Linked DNA regions of Homo sapiens: region 2 is linked to region 1. A link is an interaction called in ENCODE POLR2A ChIA-PET data of the cell type or tissue named here. Cell type or tissue: IMR-90. All regions are shown on one strand.

Region 1 (5,000 bases):
GCTTTGATTAATCCAACTGTGGAGATCCTAAAGGAACCACCCTTATTTCAGTGAGAGGCTATAAATGCAGAAGCCACACTCTATTAAGGAATCTAAAGATCCTTATGTGTGAGACTAAGCAATATTTTTTTACAAATGGAGAAGATATGGCTTTAATTTTTGTAGTCTTTAAGAATGTTGGCCTTTAATTTCTTTAGATTATAATACTAAAAGGGATTTGAATTTTGGACTTGATTGCTCTCTGGGAGTTTAATATTAGGAGATAGTTCAAATTCAAACTTGAGTTATTCTTATTGCACTGACATTGTATTTTAGGTTGTATTGGTATTATTTGGGTGTGGTGTATAACTTCTGATGAATTCTATTGGGCATCTTGGCCAGTGACAATCTGAGATAATATATAGAATAAGGAATACATTTCAAGCCTAGAGTATTTACTTAATACTTAGGTAAATACTTGTCTAAGTATTAAGAGTTTTAAGTATTAGAGTTTACCAGGGCAAAGATTAAACTGTACACCATGATCCAGACAGTATACACAAGGAAGAGGGGGTTGACATGGAGAGAGAAACCTCACAAAGGCAGGAGTAGGACTGCCCTGAGACTACCCAAGGGAACAGCCTAAGCCCTGGTAGACCACTAGTCTAATTACAACCTAATAGTTTAAGAAAACAGAATCTTGAGAGTGTTAGAGGAGACCTTCTGTATTCTTCATGTTTTCAGAAAGGGAGAAGATTTCCACTACTCTACCCAGCAAGAAAAAGTTGGGAAGAACGCGCCTCTCTTTGCCCACCCCATCGTGTTTGTGCGATTGGGTTTCAAGGTTTAGAAACCTGTGGCTCAGTCCCATCTGAGTTGTTGTTTTCCTACATCTGCCCTTGTCCTTTCTTCCCTACTGAGCTCATGGAGGTTAGGGGTCAGTTTTACGTACTTCCTGGAGGCTCTTTAGAGCACTGACTTCTTCTTTCCTGACTCCTGTAGCCTAATGGATATGAGAGAGGGACTCTGGGTTAGAGAGGCTTCTCTGCAGACTCTCTCACTCCCTTGAGAAGAGGCCCCAAGGTCTAAATCTGGGAATTGAGAATTCCTTTCTGGCCATGGGCCCACACCAATAGTTTCAAAAATGGATTTATTTGCCATAATGCTGATATTTTGATTTTCCTATTATCTGACTCCTTGATTCCAAAGTTGAAGTGGTGGTGGTAATGAGAGAGATGAGATGAATTATCACCTCTAAATTCTCAACAAGTATTAGCAAAAGAAACACTCACTGATGCAGTAAAAGTTTCCCCGGAAGGATCTGACAAACCCCGCTTCCAGGGCAAAGCCAGGACTGTTGGGGAAGAACAGAGTTGCAGAAGAGAGTGAGGGATCCTTAGAGAAAGAAAGATGGATTTTACCATGTCCCCTGGGGGTGGATTCTGTACAGACTAATAGATAACTCAATAAGAAAAGCCAACAAACACTTTGGACCACAGTCTGGAGCAACGTGTTTTCTGTAGGTGTCTAATAATAACATTTTCTTCCTGGTGATGTACTGCACCATCACAGCTTCCTAAACATCATGGGAATTATTAAGGGGAGGCATACATATGAGACATTTAGGAAACATCTATTGAATACATACATGACAGCGAGGATTTCTATCTCATAGACTTAATAAGAGATCCAGCACACTAAAGGGACACTTTGAGGAAAAAAGGGCAAAACCAAAATCCTATCTCGTCAATCTGAAAAAATTATACATGGGAGTCACATAAGCACTTAGCAGAAATAAGCAAATGTGGAAGGAAGTACTACCAATAGAAGATCATTGGAAAGGGGGAAAATAAATAAATATATAAAATATATTCATGTATATGTAGTATATAAATATATACATAATATTATATATAATGTCCCTCTTAAATAACTTGATACCTTCATATTAAATGACATATCCATATTAAAGTCTTTTTTCTAAATTGTTTCATCACAATTTTAAACTAAGCCTGAGGAAAATGCCCTAGAATGACCCTGGTGAAACTACAAATAAAGGAAAATTCAAAGTATTTCCCTTGTGTTAAATGGAAAATTGTTAGGGATGAAGATGCCAGATTGAAAGATGAAAAGAGAAAAAAAATCTAATCAGGAAATGCAAAAGCTAAGGTTTTAGCAAATTAGCTCACCCTGATGACTCATCCCAGATGTATTAAGTTCACATTTAACAGCCTCTTCATTGAAGATACAAAATACCATCTGTCTGTTGCCGATGAGTTAATGTTAGTCTCAAAGCCTTAAAGTTCACATTTCCTAATTCTTTTGTTTGGAAATAAATAACCTTTATGTTGCAGTGGGAATGTAATTTTTCTTTCTTTTTTTTTTTTTTTTTTGCCCAATTGAGAGGAATAAATACAAAAATTCCAAAACGAAGCTCTCAGGTTGTGAAATGTTCTGTGGGTCAAAGACGCCTGGCTCTGTGTACAAGCTGCCTCGCCTGGATCCATCCCTGGGATTCTTTTTAGGATTATGTTACTTGCCTCTTTAGCCAAATCTCAATTCTTCATTCAAGTTGGGCCCACATGCAAAGCTGAAATGGGAAATACCTGTCAGGCCTCAACCTTGATTCTCAGAAAATGCCTCCAAGGGCAAAATAATAGCCCTTCCATTTATTCCGACCCTCTTTCCTCAACAGCGTTTTTCTTTTTTAGTAGAAAAATGCTATTTGGCTTGTGCCACAATATTTGGCCTTGCACATTTTGGGCACTTCAAGTAGGAATAGGGAAATAATGAAGACGATTCACCGATAATCTTCTCTATACAAATACAAGAAGAATCATAAAAGGGAGAAAAAACTGGCTGTGCTTTTGAGATCCCAGGGACCAAACTATATATCATAAACACTGGATCTAATCCCAAGATTTGGTTTCAGTTCCAGCCCAGTCACTAAGTCACCAGTGACCATGGGGAAGTGACCTCATACCCTGGGCCCCAGTTTTTCCTTCTTCAAGTGATGGGAGAGGACTGAAATTGTCTAAGGCCATATATCCATTGCATTGATGCAGAATGCTTGGATTTAAAAAAAGAATTTTTTTTTTTTTTTTTTACAGACCCTCATGTTACTTGGTGAGCGTGGTGAGCTCAAGACAAATACTTTGAGAAATTTTGTTCCAGGCTCTCTACACTTAAATTCTTTGCATTCCAGGCCTCCCCAAATTAAGTCTCAATGTAGCTTTTCAATTTCTACTTCCACTTCTTCCCTGCTCCTGGACTTTTAGTTTCCTGCAAATATCTCTTATATTTCTTCTCCTTCTTTGTTCATGCTGTTCTCTCTACTATTCTTGCCTTCTACCTCTGCTTACCAAAATCCTACTTCAACCCGTAATCATGAATGTATTTTTTCAATATGTTCTTCCTGCTGTCCCTGGATTTTTCTTTCCTAGCAATTTAATGTATTAATATGTTCCTCCAATCCTGGGTTTCTTAACCTCAGCACAGTTGACATTTGAACCTGATACCTTTTGTTGGGGGGCGTTGTAGGGAGAGAGGGAGAGGCCTGTCCTGTGCATTGCAGGACATTTAGTGGCATTTCTGGCCTCTACCCATTAGATGCCAGTACTACTTCCCTCTCCCTAAGCAGTGACGAATGAAAATGTCTCCAGAGATTGCCAAATGTCCCCTGATGGGGTAAAATCACCCTTGGTTGAGATTCACTGCTCTAACCCTCTATTCTATCCATAGTATAAATGGGTTCAAAATCAGGCAGTCCTGAGTTTGAATCCTGGTTCCATCACTTGTTACTCTGTGACCTTGAGGAAGTTGCTTAACCTCTCTGAGCTTTAGTTTTCTTATGAATAACGTGAAGTGAACAGTTTCTGGCTAGCAGAATCGTTGTGTGGGTATGAGTTTTAGAAGAGATTCAGACATAGTTGGGATTGTTTGACGATCTTTGAGAAGTTGGTTGCAATGACCCTTAGGAGTTTTTAAGAGATACCTGCTTCTCAAGGAAGGACTTGAATGCTTAGCAACAACCACAACAAAATATTTGTGTAGGGACTACTATGTACCTACCAATGCTCTCAGCACATTGTATACATTACATAAATTAAAGTAACTCATAACAAAACAATGGCTGGAGAGTGAGGAGTGATTCTGATATTTTGGTAATTTATATTCAGTCAACAGTGGTCACAGCTTCTACTCACTCAGGCGTGGGTTGTTAGGAGTGAGAGGACTGTCACTAAATGCTTATAGAACAGTTTAACTAAACACTATATTATTTGTCACCCAACTTTCACTGCCATGGACCCCTCTCCTGCCCCCACACAAAGGGTATGGAATCATATTCTCCTCTACCTCATCAAACTTCTCGGAAAGCTCAAATGGAGAGGGATGGTGAGCAGTGGCTGAGGAGTAGCAGCTCCCAGGAAGAGCACTCTTGGTGTTGCGATCTTTGAATGACGTCTTGGGCTCCATGGCGCAGCTGGACAGACAGATGTGTACAGATGGACGGCCGCAGCGGTGCAGCTGCAATGCCCAGCGGAAGCAGCAATGTTCAGCACTTCAGAAGTAGCACTGCCTTACCTGGGTGGCACTGGTGGCCTCTGGGGCGAAGCCGCTGGGCCTCCTGCAACAGTGATAAAGTCTCCAGCAACCTGTGGGGAAAGGCCTTGCAGAAGACACTCTGGAAACAGAACAATTCAGGAGGCCGGCCAGCAGTGAGAGGTCCCGCATCCACTGAGGTGAACAACAGTGCCGTGGGATGTAAGTTGTTTCAAGTATCAGATCCACAGACATTATGTACTGAGCCACACCACTTTTGGACTCTAGAAAATATATAATACATCTAGTATTGTGGGTTTCTTCCCTTTGTCCTTGAGACAGGTAGAGTGATTCTGAAGCAGCTGAAATCGCCCACCATCTTCACTTGTTCATAGGGCCAATCTTGCTTGAGAGAATTTTGTTCATTATTTCCATTGCCTATCAAGCACATGGCAAAAAACACGTATTTAGAAATGTTA
Region 2 (5,000 bases), 650 kb after region 1:
TGGAAAAAAAATCTCTTTTGTTAAAATATTATTTTAATTGCGGCCTGGAGAGAGAGGCATTACCTATCTTCTGAGCTAATTCCACCTTTGTCCCTCTTGGCCCCTCCACCCCCGTGCCTCCAGACGTTTCTATCCCTCCACCCCTACACACACACCACAAACACCCCACATCCTTGGTAGCTAATGCCTTTCGGGTGGGAGCCCTGAAGCCCCTCCCATGTGCATAACCATTGCTTTTTATTGAAGATGATTGCCTGTGGTAGATGGTAAAACATATTTAACTGCAAAATGACTTTTATTTTATCCCAGGAAGGGAAAAAAATACTTTAGGAGTGCGGGGGTGCGGGGTGGGGGTGGGGAAGAGTAGAAAGGAAGGGTTTGGTATTCTGTGCCTGGTGTTCGTTTCTGAATCTAATTCCTTTTCCCCCTCTCCAATTCAGATTTTACCTAGGATGAAAGGTGGACATAGGGCTGGGAGGCAAAAGGGGATGTGAGATTCAGAGCTTTCAACTTCCTCGCCTATGCAGATTCCTGGCACCACCACCACCTCCACCCCCGCCCCGCAATTCCTCCCTCCGCAATCCCCCCACCCCGCCCTCCCCAATCTCTTAAACCAGATCACAAGTGGGTGTGGATTAAGTGCATGAGGGGCCCTGGAAACGCAGAATGCAAAATTCAGGGGGCGGAGACAGAAAAGCCACGCACTGGGAGCCTCGCCTCCGCTTGCCCCGCCCCCGGGTTGCGCCGCCCCCAAATTCTCGGCGCCAGGAGTCTAGGGTTGAAATGATTGACACAGCTACTTGTTCAATCAGAACAGTTCTACCCCCTTAGACTGAGTTTCTTTTTGGAAAGAGTTACCTGATCTTTAGTTAAAAAAAAAAAAAGTTAAATAAACTACATAAAAGTCTGGGTTCTAAGACGTCAAACTGGCTATTGATTCTCTCCAAAAGGGGTTAAAACTTGGCTAAACAATGTTTATTTGGCGTAGTTTAGTTACGGAGACAGTTTAGTTACGGGGGCAATCCCCTTCTCCCTCCCTGTCCCTTTCCGTTACTCACGAGCACCCTAACATGAGTTTTCTGAAGTGCAAATTTCAGTCACTATAGTGCAGGAGAGGAGTGCGTCCGCGCTTGCCAGGAGGCCGGAGAGCTTCCTGTGTTCAGCCTCAGTCCCCGCAAACCCTGCAGGGTTTGAGTGGCGCAGGGGCCAGCCCCTCTAGCTTTGCAAGAGGTAGTCGATCTCCAAACCTGCAAAAAGTCGATCTTTTTGCAGGTTGCAGCCTGCAAAAAGAGGAAAAGGGGAGGATGTGCAGGCTCTGGGAACCCCAGAGACCGGCTTGTGAGATTATTTTTATTAAGATCCACTTTTCAAAGGCGGTCCTGCCCGCCTTCATCTTGGGGGATGTGGATTTGGAAAAGCCTAGCGGAGAAGGAAAACATTAATTGATTTCCCGGCTTGGGAGCCACCGCCCTGGGTAACAATCCAGTCACACCGAAAGAACGTAAGGTGTCACTCAGCCGCATCCTGGCTCCACTTATTATTTACCAAGCGTGTAGTGTGATGTGGCTAGTGTGAAGGGTGTACACGCAGAGCGCACGCGCGCGCAATTGCTAGGCGAGCACGGAGGGCGCATCACACACACACACACACACACACACACACACACACACACACGACACTTCAGTCCCAAGCAAGATCCCCTGTAGAATTCCCTGCCGCCCCTTGCTCAACCCCCACCTTCTGAGTGCCTTTGGGCCAACCCGAAGCCGCCTCTTCTACCCGCCCCCTCCCCAGCACTCCTCTCCGACTCCACCCCGCCGAAGGCAGGTGCCCGGCCGGCTGCTGTTGCGGGTTGGCGGCGCTCCACCGCTGCTGGTGCCGACATCTTCTTCCCGAACAGATGGGATGGGAGTGGGCGCTCCTGGAAAGGGCGTTTTAGCCGGACAACCACTGGGCGGGTCCCCAAAAAGTTGGAGATGGTGTAGAGACCGTTCTTAAGGAGAGAGAAATGGACAGAGAGAGGGAGAGTGCCCTTTTGGTCCTTTAGCCAAAATTCCTGCTTCCCAACACACCTCCTACCTCCCTCCTCTCCCCCACCCCCGCCAAAATCTGAGCTTGCAGATATGGATTTGCCCCCTCCCTCCCGCAGTTGCAGCATACACACACACACACACACACACACACACACACACACACACACGACATATTATATCTATATAATTATATATTGTATATATGGTATATACTATATTATATATATTTATATGTAACCAAACATGTAGAACCCAAAAAAGGTGCATTTCTGGAATCAGAAATGGGGAGCAGAAGAGAGTGAGGTGGCAGGCAGCCAAAGCCTCTGGGAGGGAAAGGAGAGGGCGGAGGAGAGGGTGTTTTGCTAGGCTGTTGCTGAGCAACTGGAGAGGGAGTGGGCCCGAGAGCAGGGTGCTGAGAGCGAGCCTGGCTCTGCATTTCATTCTGGCCAGTTCAGGAGCAGAGATAGATACGGAAAAAAGAATGTGTGTGAGGCTGGAGGGAGATGAAAGACGGGAGTTATTTGATGGGCAAAGCTCAGTAAATAGCGGTGAGTGGAGGGAGTCAAGGAAGTACTGGGTTTGCTTTCGGGCATTTTTGGTGGGGAATGAGGTTTGATGGGCTGGTCCCCAGCATAGATACCGGGGTTCGGGTAGGTCTCCTCTGTGCTGGTGAGACATTCAGTTTAAGATGTAGGGAGCCGTGGGTTCTGGCTTTCGGTTCTGTCATTAAGAAATGAGACACCGTGGGACAAAAAATAGGCTTCTGGAAAAGAAAGCAAAAGCATTACCTAAATAAAAGTGAATTCAGCCTTTGCTTCTTTGAGGGGTTTGGCCTCCATCACCCTGGCTTCAACTCCAAGCCTGGTCTAAAATGCCATGTTGAAGTCGAGTTCCAGAGTTAGGTTTATTGGCCAAATTTATGTCTGGGTTGAGCAAGATCATGGAAAACTGAAGGAGCCAAATTCCTTTCCCACCCGCACCCCCTCCCTCTGAAACAAGTCTTTGAGAGGATGGCGTGCCCTGAGCCAACCAAAACGGGAGTTGGGAAAACGAGATGGGGCTTTAACTGGACTTTTCTCGCCACCTCCGCCCACCGCCCCCGCCCCCGCCCACCCCGCCCCCCCTCCCCCACCTTTCTGCTGTGTCAGCTCAGACTGGAAGAACAAGCAGAGTTAGCCCTAGTGAGAGCTCATATTCTTTCCATTTCTCTTTTTCCCCTTTCTCACCCCTCCCTCCTACTCTTCCCTCCGACCTTCTCCATCCACCCCCCGACCCCCCACCCCAACTCTAAGGCATCCCCTGAGGGCTTGAGTTTTAAGTCAGAGCAGCTGTGAGTTAGTCCCGGGGCTTGGGCTGGATTTGAGCAGGCAGGTGGGCCTGCAGCTGCAGAGGGTGGACCAGCCTGACCCTAGGAGCCAGAGGTCATCGTGAGGGTTACAGCAAAGGGCATGGGAGCAGGAATTCCCTGCAGAAGCCCTGGCCCCCTTAATGGAGCGAAGAAGCCAGCGGGAAGGGAAGGTAATACTTGTCTAAAGTTTCTACTTTGTACCTGAGCAATGCCTATGAAACTTTTAAGATATTTAGTGTGTGGAAAATAAAACTCTGGAGAAGAGATCACCACACTCCAGACCCACTACATCCAGAAACTGGAAGAAGATCATAAAGAGCAGGTACCAACCAGGGGCCAGAGCAGAAGGGAAGAGGGTGGGAGAATGGCTGCGTTGAGTCAAGCAGGCGATTTGGAGGGGTTTGTTTAGTTTTACATTTGCTTTTTCTCTACAGTTGGTCCAAAAGCTGCAATTCCCAGAGACTATCCTTAAATTGCAATCAGGACATGTTATTCAAAACAGTAAGACTGATTACACATTGATTACATACTTGCAAAAATAAATAATAAAATAAACAAGGATGGCAGTGTAGGCTTCTACTCCCCTCCCCCAATACCAGTGAAATCCCCCCCTTTTATTTCCAGTTTCATTTCTTTCCATAAATTCTGTTATGATGTCATTTCTCTCTCTCTCTCTCTTTTTAAAAAATATAAATCCAGAGGAGTGACTGAAAATCTCTGTGAGGAGGAGAGGTTATATTCCCACCTTGGCCACTATGCTGTTGGTTTAGAGCACCTAACCAGGTTAGTTAGTTAGTGCCTGGCCACTCAGCTTAGCTCAGTCCTAGTGTCTCTCCAGGAATTGTCTGGGTATTGGCCAAATAATGTTAAAGCTGGAAGGAACCCATAGCCATCATCACAGTCAAGGTCCTAGTTTTAGAATGAGGATACTGAGGCCCTGAGTGGGAAGTCACTTGCCCAAGATGTGGCAGCAGGGTTAGAGACAGACAAGGGGCTGGGACTCAGCTCTTTCCCGCAGGGGCTCCAGCACTGCATTCAGCCATTCCTGGCTTTCTCGCTAGTCACTGGGGCTCATGCCTGGACCTGGGCTAACCTGCAGTAAGGCCTTTGGCAAACACTGCCAGATGCTATCACTCCATGACATAAGAACCCATAATCTGAAGGCACTCTGTTTTAGGGGCAGTAGGAAAAGGAGTGAAGCGGCCCCAAAGTGGAGAGGGCCACACTCTCTTATTTTCACACTCACTTCTGTCCCTTTTTCTACACAGTCTTGCATACAAGCCTGGCTTAGGCTAGTGGTTTGGTCAGAGAAAGAGGACCAAGAGGGTGTGAAGGAGGGGTGTTCACCCCAGCTTTCAGGTCCATGCGCCAAACCTCATTTTCTACATGACAGGAAGCTCTCCTGATGTGGAGAGGCAGGCAGGCCTGGCTGCCTCTGAGCTGTGCAGCGGCCTGTAGTCTTGAAGAACATGGTGCAGAAGTGGCCCGCTTCCAACAGCACAGTCCTCACGTGGTGCCAACAGAAAGCAGAGATCGAGAGAGGGTGTGGTTGGATGGGGTGAGTGCAGTAACTAGGAAGTTCTGCATCCGAAGGAGAGAAGGAAAACCATATACCACCA

What was found. Peaks named below come from ENCODE experiments on the same cell type or tissue, not always from the same donor. Only the 100,000 strongest peaks of a DNase experiment are listed, where the experiment ranks them.
Region 2: POLR2A ChIA-PET joins it to region 1 with 17 read pairs; 5 of 35 experiments call an interaction of 5 or more read pairs at or near these places.

What each region holds. Positions count from the first base shown.
Region 1 is chr2:217,335,917-217,340,916 of GRCh38, reverse strand. It overlaps DIRC3-AS1 (DIRC3 antisense RNA 1), which reads right to left. Exons shown (of 6, transcript NR_133642.1): 5 at 4,336-4,959. All of the region lies in intron 8 of DIRC3 (disrupted in renal carcinoma 3), which reads left to right. Among named protein-coding and RNA genes, the nearest start is that of DIRC3-AS1, 56 kb to the right of the region's middle. In IMR-90, no CTCF peak of the experiment used is centred here; a DNase peak (open chromatin) is centred at 2,206; H3K27ac peaks cover 3,779 bases.
Region 2 is chr2:216,689,037-216,694,036 of GRCh38, reverse strand. The region is part of intron 1 of IGFBP5 (insulin like growth factor binding protein 5); the gene reads left to right. LOC124900515 (a long non-coding RNA gene) reads left to right here and starts at 2,473. Exons shown (of 2, transcript XR_007088080.1): 1 at 2,473-2,581; 2 at 3,610-5,000. In IMR-90, no CTCF peak of the experiment used is centred here; DNase peaks (open chromatin) are centred at 666, 2,406 and 2,976; H3K4me3 peaks cover 4,327 bases; H3K27ac peaks cover 4,410 bases.